Linked DNA regions of Homo sapiens: region 1 is linked to region 2. A link is an interaction called in ENCODE POLR2A ChIA-PET data of the cell type or tissue named here. Cell type or tissue: Panc1. All regions are shown on one strand. Each heading gives the region's core, and the rest is flanking DNA. Links, peaks and the distances in the headings are about the cores only. Region 1 holds the start of DCTN3 (dynactin subunit 3). Region 2 holds the start of LOC124902145 (a long non-coding RNA gene).

Region 1 (5,371 bases), core at 220-5,219, 200 kb after region 2:
AATGGCAATGCTCTCTGCCCCTACCCTTTCCTAGAAGCTCCTCTGTCTAGTGAGCAGAAGTGAGGAAGGTTCTGAAGGAAAATCCAAGAGGCAAACTATTGATAGAACACTGGACTAGCTCCCACTGTGGCTGGCACCATGGCCTGCAGCTGGTGCAGAGGTATACTGTACTCAATGTCTACTAGAGGATCCATAGGATCCTCAACCCAGAACCAGGCCACAATTCCAGAGAGCAGCATCCAGGGCTTGTATCCACCAGAAGACTGGATGGAGAGGCCATCTCTGTGCTTAACCTCCCCGACGACCCACATCCTCAGATGCATGTACACATGTAGTCCAGCATTACCTGCTAGGATGAATTGCAGCTTAGAGGCATCAGGTATGGCAATGCGGTCGATGTACTCAGGATCCAGGTACTTGATCAGATCTTCAACTAGAAAAGTAGCAAGATGGAAAATGGAATAGGGTTGGGCAGTAGAGCTCTGCCTTATGAAGGATGTTTGACAAGTGGTCAGCCTTGAGGAGAGCCTTCAATGAGGAGCTGATACCCAACAGTGCCACATGAGCAGGGCTCCACCAGGCTCCCTATCCCCACTTCCCTATCTCTCCACTCTCTTCTCTTGAAGTCTCTTCTGACATCAAGCTTCAGAGCTGAAAACACAATTGCCACCACCACTCTGGGCCCTTAGCATTCTCACTGACCTATCCTCACCAAGGGTAGAAGGCCTCTTTTCTCCTAGATGTCACCGAGACAAGCCAGAGCTTTGTCTAATTTCTAGTTACTAAGCAGGTTACTAGTTCTGACATAACCAGGATCTCAGTGTCTAATTTGTTTCCTGCCCCTTAACCTTGCCTGGGAAATCCCATACCCTTTTTACCCTCCTTCACCAAGAGAAGCTTTCAGGTAGAGCTCTTATTTCATAACTTAGGACACTGTCATGGGCTTGAGGTTTAGCCACAAGGTAGAAAAGCACACCACAATTTACCAATTGAATTGGGTGTAGGTAAATGTCCTCATAATCTTTCTATCCCCAAAGGGCTATTCCAGTGACCTAATGAACTGAAGGGCTAGGGCCAGGTACCAGGAAGCTGAGGGGTGGGATGTCGGGCAGGCAGGCACATCATGGAAGCACTTACTCTTTTTGTAGAGAATCTTCACCCTCTCCCTCTTGCTGGAAATGTTCCCCAAAGCCACCTGCACCTTGACCAGGCCGTCAGCCACCTGTAAGGGAAGTGGTGGTTAATTCCAAGATATACTACCTGGCTCAAGGCTTGGAAAAGTTAAAGAACCCTCATTCTCCCAGACTCTCAAACCTGAATCCCAGTAATCTAGGTTGGCCTCCCTTCTCTAATATTAAAGGAGATGCAGCCCCACCTTCCAGGAATCCTTAAAGTGGAGAGAGAGAATCATGTACTCCTTGGGGAGTTTCAAGTCTGATGGGGAAGATAACGAACTATTTTAGAGTCTATGGAATATAGAGTATACACAATATATTTTCTGGTTCCTAAGTCCTGGGTTTGGGCATGAGAAACACAAGCATCCTCATTCAAGCCTTCATGACCTCTAGATTGGCTGGCCTACCTCTAGCCCTATCCCCTCCACATCAAATTTGGTGTGGGAGATGGAAGAGTCCAAACAACTGGGATCCCAATGATGGTGCAATCACTGAATTAGGGAATACAGAAGAGAATCAGGTTAGGGGAGAGAAAGAGTACAGTTAAGGGCATACAGATTGAGTTTGAAATGACTATTGGATATCCAAGTGGAAAAGTCCAGTAGACAACTAGACATAAAAGTCTGGTTCTCAGAACAGAAATCTGGACCAGAGATATACATTTGAGACATATTGACATGTAAATAGTAATTGACACCATGGAAGCGAGTGAGCCTACCTAAAGTTTAGGGGTAGAATGTAAAGAATCCCAATATTAAAGGGTCAAATAGAGGAGGAGACTAAGGAAGTGACTGCACTCACCCAGTTTTTAGGGTAGAGGATGAGGAATGCCAGGGGGGAGGCAAATAACACTGAGAAGCAGCCGTAAGAGGTAGAAGGAAAACCAGGAGGGTCAGCGTCATAGATCCCAAAGGAAGAGAATGTTTGAGAAGTTAGTTCTGAAATGGGAGCACAGTCTGCTAGTGACAACTAATTCCTCATTTAGTGTACAAACAGACATCATTACCTTGGACGCACTTAGCTCCAGGACATGCCTGACACGCCATCAGAAGTTCTTCAATAAAAGATCTTCCCATAGTAGAAAGGGGAGGAGAGGGCACCTGAGCTTCGTAGTTGTCAAAATTCTGTCACTGGTATAAAGCAGTGCTAGTCCACATCTGAATACCCAGTACCCAGTCTCTTCCCTTCCTAATCCTGGTCCTTTCAGACCTCACTTCTCACCCTTTGGCGTTTTCCTTATCCACCTCTGCTCTGCCTCCCCAGGGGTCCCATGGACCTCTTCCTGCACAATTCATTTAGCAATTAATTATGCAGGGCTCTATGACGGGCCTTCCTATCGTGGACTTCAGCTCTTATTGAAACTCTCATTAGTCAGCTTCTCGTGTCAGGTCTCCCCAACTATAGCTCGCGAGGGCAAGGGCGGAGTCTCAGCTACAGTAGGTACGGAGCCCACTCTCAGGCTGGCTTAACCACCCGCAGAGCCCCCTATGACAGTGGACCCCGATGGTCCAATCAGCTCTGGGAGGTCCCGGACCTTTGTTATTTCAAAGGCCGGGCTGCGGAGAACAGGACTGGAGCGGTTGCATCCCGAGGGCCAGGACAGTGGACCGCTCTTGCTCTGCTCCAGAAAGGGACTACCGGACCAGACTACTCACCTTCCGTGAGCCGCGCGCCCCGCCCGGCCCGTACACCCAGCGCTCCAGCTCTTCCACTCGGGCCTGTAGCCGCTGCAAGTCAGTCAGACCCGCCATCGCTACTACCGACCCACCTCGGCCAGGAAACAGCCAGAGGGCGGGACGTCAGTCCAAATAAGAAGGCTAGCCAATCCGAGTGCACGAGCGGCCCTTTATGCAGGAAGTGACGCCATGATTCAGCCCTTCAGTGCCGGAAGTTACTCCTCGGAGCTGTCAAAAGCTGATTACCTTGGCAACGGCTCTGTCCCATCCCTCCCCTGGCTTCCAGTGCCTGGTTGTCAAGATAACCTTTGCTTTTCGGGTACCAAAGAGCTTTCCCCACGCCATTCCCTGAGTTTGCACGTGTTCCAGGATAGGTCCATTCCCATAGATACATCATTAGGAGGCTCCGTGAGTTACCATAAACTTTTGGAGTCTTCTAAGGTTCAGTTGATTAAGTAACTTGCCCAAGGCCACCCAGCACTATAGGGACAGAAACAGGACTTGAACTCAGGCTGTCTGATTCAAGAGACGGAGCTCTTCTATTCTCACGAAACTTTGCTATTCTGCCTTAACCTCTGAAAGCCCCTGGCCCAAGGCAGCCTATGTTCCACATCATTCCTCCCCACCTCCCATACCCAAACAAGAAAGGAGGCATCAGAGAGGGAGGGACCGCAGCTTTATTGTCTAGATGTGACCTGAGGGATGTCTCTTTCACAGTACCCCAACCCAACCTTTCACTTGGCTCCTGAAGAGAAGCAGGGCTGACTCAAAAGGGTAGGGTCCTAGAGATGACATTGACAGAGGGAACACATGAGGAGATGATGGGGTTACTGGAGGAAGAACCCTTTGGTAGGTGCTGCTGGAATTGGCCAGGGAGGAGGTGCCCTCCCTTTACAATGAGGTAGGTGTAACATCAAAAGAAACTTTGGTTTTAAGTCCACATGGCATGGGAGGTGTCGTCCCCTCCCAGGGCTGGGTCCCAGAGTGGGCAGCCAGAAAGAATCAAAGCAGGGGGTCTCCTCCCCCCTCAGCAATGGGGCTGGGACTCTTAGTTTCAAGTAGGACCTCTCAGGGCAAGATGCTGGAAGGGGGCCCTGTGGAGGGTGGGGGTGCAGGGTTGGTTGGACCCTGGGAAGCTGGCACAGGCTGGCGGCGGGCAAAGAGGACACCTGGCAAAGGGGTGAGGAGATGGTAGAGGGCAAAAACAAGCAGGAGGGGGTAGGGTATGGAAACAGAAGAGGGGAACAAAAGTAAGTGTTCTGGTTGCTAGAACACTACACACGTACCCCTGCCACAAACCAATGAGGACAAGCTCCTTGGGTCAGTAAGAGACTCCATTGCTAATGTAGATACCTCAAACAGGTAAACAAGGAATATTTATGCTGATACATAGGCCCAAGACAAGGCAGACATCCCCTGGTACTCATGCCAGAGAGGTCATGCCTTGGATCCCATGCCATGTAGACACCCCCTTTAACCCATGCCAGTCTAGCAATCCCCTGAACTCCATGTTACTCATGCAAGTTTAGATATCCCTGAACTTCATGCTAGTAGAGGAAGTCTAAAATCCCCATGCCAGCCTAAATACCCCTGACCCCATGCCAGTGTAGACAGCCTGCAGTACCCATACCAGTGTAGACCACCCCGTTGATCTCTAGGGCCATGTTGATACTGCTGATGCCACTGCCTGCCAGATTAAGAGGCCCATCCAGCCGCTCTTCTGTCCAGGAGGGGGCAGAGGAATCACATTTTGGAGAATCAGACTTCTGACTTATTAATAGAATTTCCCCCCTCCATCCCCGTAGACAGCCCCCATTCCACTTCAGCCCCACACCTATACTCACACAGTTGTCTACAGAGGAATCTGTCTGCCCCGTCTCTAACACCTATCAGGTGATGGGTCAATCCTCCCTCAGTGTACAGTCCCGAAGCCCCCTCACAACAAGCCCCTCCTCACCCCTCAGGGGAACCTTGCCACGGGGCAGGAAACTGGGGGGCATGCAAGGTCGAGGTGGGTCCATAGGCCCCATCAGCACAGCTCTCTTCTCTGGGGGCTCCTCTGGTGCCAATTTCTCCCGTGTAGGTCCCAGTGCCAGGCCCACAGGCAGTGCCAGACAAGGGTTTGGAATTCCACTCTCCTCTAGAAGAACAGGTTATTCAGCTCCCCTGGCCAAACCAACCCATCTCTGCATTGGTTCTCCCCCAGGCCTGGGACCAAAAGAGGTAACTCAAGCTCATGTACCAATCTCTCATCCTTCATTCGATCTATCTTCCCATCCAGAGCCTCAGCCTGGAAGCGCTGAAGCTTTTCTCTAGAGCCCAAAGGATCAAGGTACATGTCTAGACAATTTGGGGGATTGTTTTTGGCTGTTGGTTATTAAATAATCCAGGTCACAAGAGGCACAAACTATATGCAAATAGGAGCACTGGGTGGACATGTGTGGAATGGAGTTGCTGTGATTAAAGGACCTTTTCCTGGCCGGGCGCGGTGACTCAGCCTGTAATCCCAACACTTTGGGA
Region 2 (5,371 bases), core at 208-5,207:
CTCCCTTTCTCCAAGTTTTCTCCAGGCACTGCCTGCAGAGCCAGGCAATTGGCCAGGACTTATGTCCTTTTGGGACATATTAAGATCCTTAGGGGATAGGTGCAGCAAACCACCATGGCACATGTATACCTATGTAACAAACCTGCACGTTCTGCACATGTATCCCAGAACTTAAAATAAAATAAAATAAAATAAAACAAAATAAAAAGGTCCTTAGGGATCCCACTTACAGGGAAAGACAAAGACTTCTTATAGGGATAAGGTCTTTGTGGGAGATCTGGAAGAGAATCAGGGAAACATAACGGAGAGGATCTCTCCAAGTGTTATTGGGTCTTACAAATGGGGGAGAACAGAAAGTCTGAAGAGAAAGTTTGTGAAGCCTACATTTAGGAGAGAAGGCAGAGAATCCTGGCTGGCCCAGGGAGTCTTCTCTTATCAGTCTAAATCTCCCAAATCTTCTAAGTTTTTCTCTAAAAGAAGACCCATTTCAAATAAAGTCAACACACTGAGTGTCCACTCTCCAGCTCTGGACTATGAGCTGGCAGTAGAATGCAGAAGAGGAAAGCATCTTTTCTCTTTCTTTTCTTTGTTTCCTTCTTTGTCATTTTTTCTTTTAGTTTTTTAGAGACAGGGTCTCACTCTGTCATCCAAGCTGGAGTGCAGTGGTGCTGTCACAGCTCACTGTAACCTTGACCTCCTGGGCTCAAGTGACCTCCTGCCTTAGCCCCCTGAGTAACTAGGTCTATAAGCACACATAGCCACTATGCCTGGCTAAATTTTTTTTTTTTTTTAGAGAGGGGGTCTCACTATGATGCCCCAGTTGGGAAAACACTCTTTCTTTCCACACACCACACTTCTGCAGAGCATTTGCATTTTGGGGTATGGTCAAGTTCACCAAAAAGAAATGGGAAGGATTATCACACTCGGGCTAGAGTTTGGGAGCTCCAACTGGTCTTGGGAGTAGCTGAGGATTTTCTGACTGCTTAAACAGCTGCTAGTATAGAATTCATTACTAAAAGTAAGCACCGCCAAGCCTTAGTATCTTTAATGGTATCTGTCACTGGGACAACCAAAATGGTGGAGGGTGCTACTGCCCCCAGGCCTAGTAACAACTGTAGCTATGAAAAGTTTTATAGATTTTTCTACTATAAAGTAATACATGCTAAAATTTTAACAAATCACCTTTAGTTTCACCACCTTGAGAAAAACACTTGATAATGTTCTACGGTATGTGAGTCTTTTGCGTATACTACAGCAGCAAAACTCTGGGGCTTCCCTTCCTTCTTTGGGAGTTGGTGCTGTTCCCATCTTCATGGTCATAGGAGTGAGCCTCTAGGAACTATGCTGGTTCTATGTGATTCCACCCAATTGGATAAATGCCTGGATGAGGCAGAGCAAATTAGTCTCCCCCAGAATCGGGAAGTGGGACTTAAATGGAGATGTAAAGTTCAAGACTGTGGATTAGGTAACAGAGAGAGCCATTGGGGAGGGAAACAAGAATACAGCTGATGTTCAGAAAGAAGTAAACACAAGAGATGGTGAGAGTGCTCCCTAGGTTTCAGTCTCTGGTTCTAGAGCCTGCCTTACCCATCCAAAGCTTGACTTCATGCTGTGCTTAGGCATTATAAGAAACCCAGCCTAGGCAAGATAGCAAGAAGGTGACTCTCCAAAAAGACAAAAAATTAGCCAGGTGTGGTGGCACACACCTGTAGCCCCAGCTACTCGGAAGGCTGAGTGGGAGGATTGCCTGAGCCCAGGAGGTTGAGGCTGGAGTGAGCTATGATTGTGCCACTGCATTCTAGCCTGAGTGACAGAGTGAGATCCTGAGAAGAAAGAGAAAAGAAAGAAAGAAAGAAAGAAAGAAAGAAAGAAAGAAAGAAAGAAAGAAAGAAAGAAAGAAAGAAAGAAAGAAAGGGGGAGGGAGGGAGGGAAGGAAGGAAGGAAGGAAGGAAGGAAGGAAGGAACGAAGGAAGGAAGGAAGGAAGGAAGCGGAGAGAAAAGAAAGAAACCCTAGTGTCTTCATAGTCTGTTCTCTTTCTTAGCTTCAGTTGGGTTTTTTATTTTGTTACTGTAATCAGAGAGTAGCAACTAATACATGTGCATAGAACAACATTTAAAGAACATAGTATATTTTGTGGCTGGGCCCTGTGGTTCACGCCTGTAATCCCAGCACTTTGGGAGGCCGAAGCAGGAGGATCACTTGAGGCCAGGAGTTCGAGACCAGCCTGGCCAACATGGCAAAACCCCTTCTCTACTAAAAAATATAAAAATTAGCTGGGTGTGGTGGGGTGCTGAGGCATGAGAATTACTTGAACCTGGGAGGTAGAGGTTGCAGTGAGCCAAGATCATGCCACTGGACTTCAGCCTGGGCAACAAAGTGAGACTCTGTCTCAAAAAAAAAAAAGTATGATTTTTTTATTTCTGTATTTTTAAAATTAGTATCAGAACATAATCAGCTCTCCATTTTTTTTTTTTTTTTTTTTTTAAATAGAGGCAGGGTCTTTCTTGTTGCTCAGGATGGAGTGCAGCGGCTATTCACAGGCACAATCATAGCTTACTACAGCCTTGAACTCCTGGACTCAAGTGATCCTACTACTTCAGCTTCCCGTGTATCTGGGATTACAGGTACATGTCACTGCACCTAGCTTTATCTTCTCCTTCTTCCTTCTTCCTTCTTCCCTCTTCCCTCCTCCTTCTTCCCCTTCCCTTTCCCCTTCCCCTTCTCCTTCTTCTTCTTTTTGGAGTCAGAGTCTCGCTCTGGTGCCCAGGCTGGTTGCCCAGGCTGGAGTGCAGTGGTGTGATCTCGGCTCACTGCCTCAGCCTCCTGAGTACCTGGGATTACAGGCATGCACAACCATATCTGGCTAATTTTTGTATTTTTAGTAGAGACAGGATTTTGCCATGTTGGCCAAGCTGGTCTCGAACTCCTGGCCTCAAGTGATCCTCCTGCCTCGGCCTCCCAAAGTGCTGGGATTACAGGTGTGAGCCACCATTCCCAGCCCCTAGCTTTATATTCTTACATAGTTTTTGTAACTATCAGTTTAATGGCTGCATAATACCTATAGAGAGGATGTAGAGTAACTTTGTAACCATTCATTTATTTTTGACATTCAGGTTGTTTGCAACTTTTCACTATTATAGATAATGCTACACTGAAATCCACATATATTTACATTTAGGATCATTTCCTAAATAAAGTAGATTACTCAGTAAAAAACATGAGTGCTTTTAAGTTTCTTGATAGATATTGCCAAAATGCTTTCCCAAAGGATTGTTCCAATTTACAATGCCTCCTGTCATGACTGAGAGTATAGCTGGTTTTTAATGCTTTATTTTTCACTGTGTGCCAGGGAATTTCAGGTCATCACATTTACCCATTATCTTCCATGAGAGCTCTGTTCCAGTCCTCATTTACCTGGTTCCCTCTGGGAAATCTTCTTTCATAGAACAGAATTTCCTCTGGGCATCACCTGCCAGACAAAATACTCCTGACTTGAGGCCACCAATTAAGAACAAAAGGAGGGAAGACTCTTACACTGAAGACTGGGAAGGGCTTTAAGTGGAGCACTGGCACTGCCTGGCAACTGGGCACTGTGCTTTAGCCAGTCCTCACCTGTGCCAGCATGTCAGCTGTAGGAACCGTGACGGTAATTGCGGAGCCAGAAAGCAAATCTCACAGAGTGTGTCCCTTGCTTTTAGATGTGGGGTGGGAGAATTAACCAAAATGGCTTTGGAGTTACCCCAGCTAGGGCAGCAGCTCCTATTACCCTACCTATTATTTAGTTTTCAGAAATAGCTACTCAGGAACAGGGAGAGAAAAGGATGGTGAAAGTATGAAGCTGGTAGTGAGATGGTAAAAAAAAAAAAAAAGGATTTGTTTTTGAAATGAAGAGACAGGGGGCCAAAGAATGTTTTAAAAGATGATTTAGAATCCTGCTCTGCTTCTTCATGGTTAGGACAAGACTGATGTCTTAGACTGATGTTCTGCTATTCATTCCTATTACCACTCACCAGAAAACCCTGTCATAAAAAATTCTTCATTTGGGAGATAGGATAAATACCTCAACTCAGGGATAATCACTGTAGCTATGGCTTGGGGGAAGCCTGTGCATAAGGGCCTAAGGGCCAAGCCTCATGACCCAGGAGGTAGACACCAGAATCATAAGTGGAGAAGGCTTACTTCCTTCTGGGAGGACTGGCTTGGCCTACTCCTGGCCCTCATCCCCTTAGCCAGATGTTGAGGATGCTCCTGCCTTACATTTGGACCAGTTTAAGACATTGGTCTTGGCCTATGTCAAGTCTTGTGACCTACAAGGTCTTTGAACCCCACATCACCCTCGCCTCCCCCATTTCAATCTCTTTAGGGAAAGATCATCTAATTTAATGGAGAAAGGAGTTAAGGTACAAAGTTCTTTAAAAATAGATCTACAATGGTTAAAATTGGCCAGATGCAGTGGCTCATGCCTGTAATCCCAGCACTTTGGGAGGCCGAGGTGGGTGGATCACTTGAGGCCAGGAGTTTGAGACCAGCCTGGACAACACAGCGAAACCCTGTCTCTACTGAAAACACACACAAAAAATTAGCCAGGTGTAGTGTTGCACACCTGTTACCCCAACTACTCAGGAGGCTGAGGTAGGAGAATCTATTGAACCTGGGAGGCAGAGGTTGCAGTGAGCCAAGATTGCACCACTGCACTCCAACTTGGGTGATAGAGCAAGACTCTGTCTCAAACAAACAAACAAACAAACAAACAAACAAAGCCCCATGATGGTTAAAATGGTAACTTTTATGTTATGCATATTCTAATACAATTTTTTTTTAAAAAAATTGAGAAGCAGGACCTAGGCAGCAAAATAAGAAGGTGTGTGGTGGGCAGTGGGGAGGAGGCAGTCCCTTCCCTTTTCATATTCAGATTCAGACAACACAGACTTTTGGGGATGAGGCCTTTCATAGGAGAGGGAAAATTATTCTAAGACCAGGGGAGTTGGACGGGGCTGGGGATTTGGGGTTGGGTTTCTGGGGGCTTTCTACTTGAGGTGCCCCTTAGACAGGGCCCAGAGGACAGGAAGATGGCAAGGTTGTTCAAGGTTAACAGCGCTTTAGGGAGCACAGTCCAGAGGATCTTTCAGTTTCCTTCTAGAATGTGGATTCCAGTTCTTCAAGATAAGGGAGGAGGCATAGACACTGAGGAGAATACTGCCCAGGAATCAGTACAAGACATGTGGTTGGAGACTCCTTGAGAGCCCCACACCTGGTAGGAAGCAGAAGCAGGAGAAATGCCAGCAGACACTGACATTTGTCTGGGCCAGATTGACGTGTGGATTCTTGTCTGAATCTTGGCCCCAAATCTCACTTAAGGCTTTTTAGTAA

What was found. ChIA-PET counts read pairs that join two places held together with the same protein. Peaks named below come from ENCODE experiments on the same cell type or tissue, not always from the same donor. Only the 100,000 strongest peaks of a DNase experiment are listed, where the experiment ranks them.
Region 1: POLR2A ChIA-PET joins it to region 2 with 6 read pairs; 3 of 35 experiments call an interaction of 5 or more read pairs at or near these places.

What each region holds. Positions count from the first base shown.
Region 1 is chr9:34,617,539-34,622,909 of GRCh38, forward strand. It overlaps DCTN3 (dynactin subunit 3), which reads right to left and starts at 2,957. Exons shown (of 7, transcript NM_007234.5): 1 at 2,831-2,957; 2 at 1,138-1,222; 3 at 347-433. The coding sequence starts at 2,926. It overlaps ARID3C (AT-rich interaction domain 3C), which reads right to left. Exons shown (of 8, transcript NM_001017363.4): 6 at 4,809-4,991; 7 at 4,482-4,571; 8 at 3,511-4,020. The coding sequence ends at 3,920. In Panc1, for the core only: no CTCF peak of the experiment used is centred there; a DNase peak (open chromatin) is centred at 3,055; H3K4me3 peaks cover 1,707 bases; H3K27ac peaks cover 1,370 bases.
Region 2 is chr9:34,414,346-34,419,716 of GRCh38, forward strand. All of the region lies in intron 1 of FAM219A (family with sequence similarity 219 member A), which reads right to left. LOC124902145 (a long non-coding RNA gene) reads left to right here and starts at 2,492. Exons shown (of 3, transcript XR_007061465.1): 1 at 2,492-2,625. In Panc1, for the core only: no CTCF peak of the experiment used is centred there; no DNase peak of the experiment used is centred there.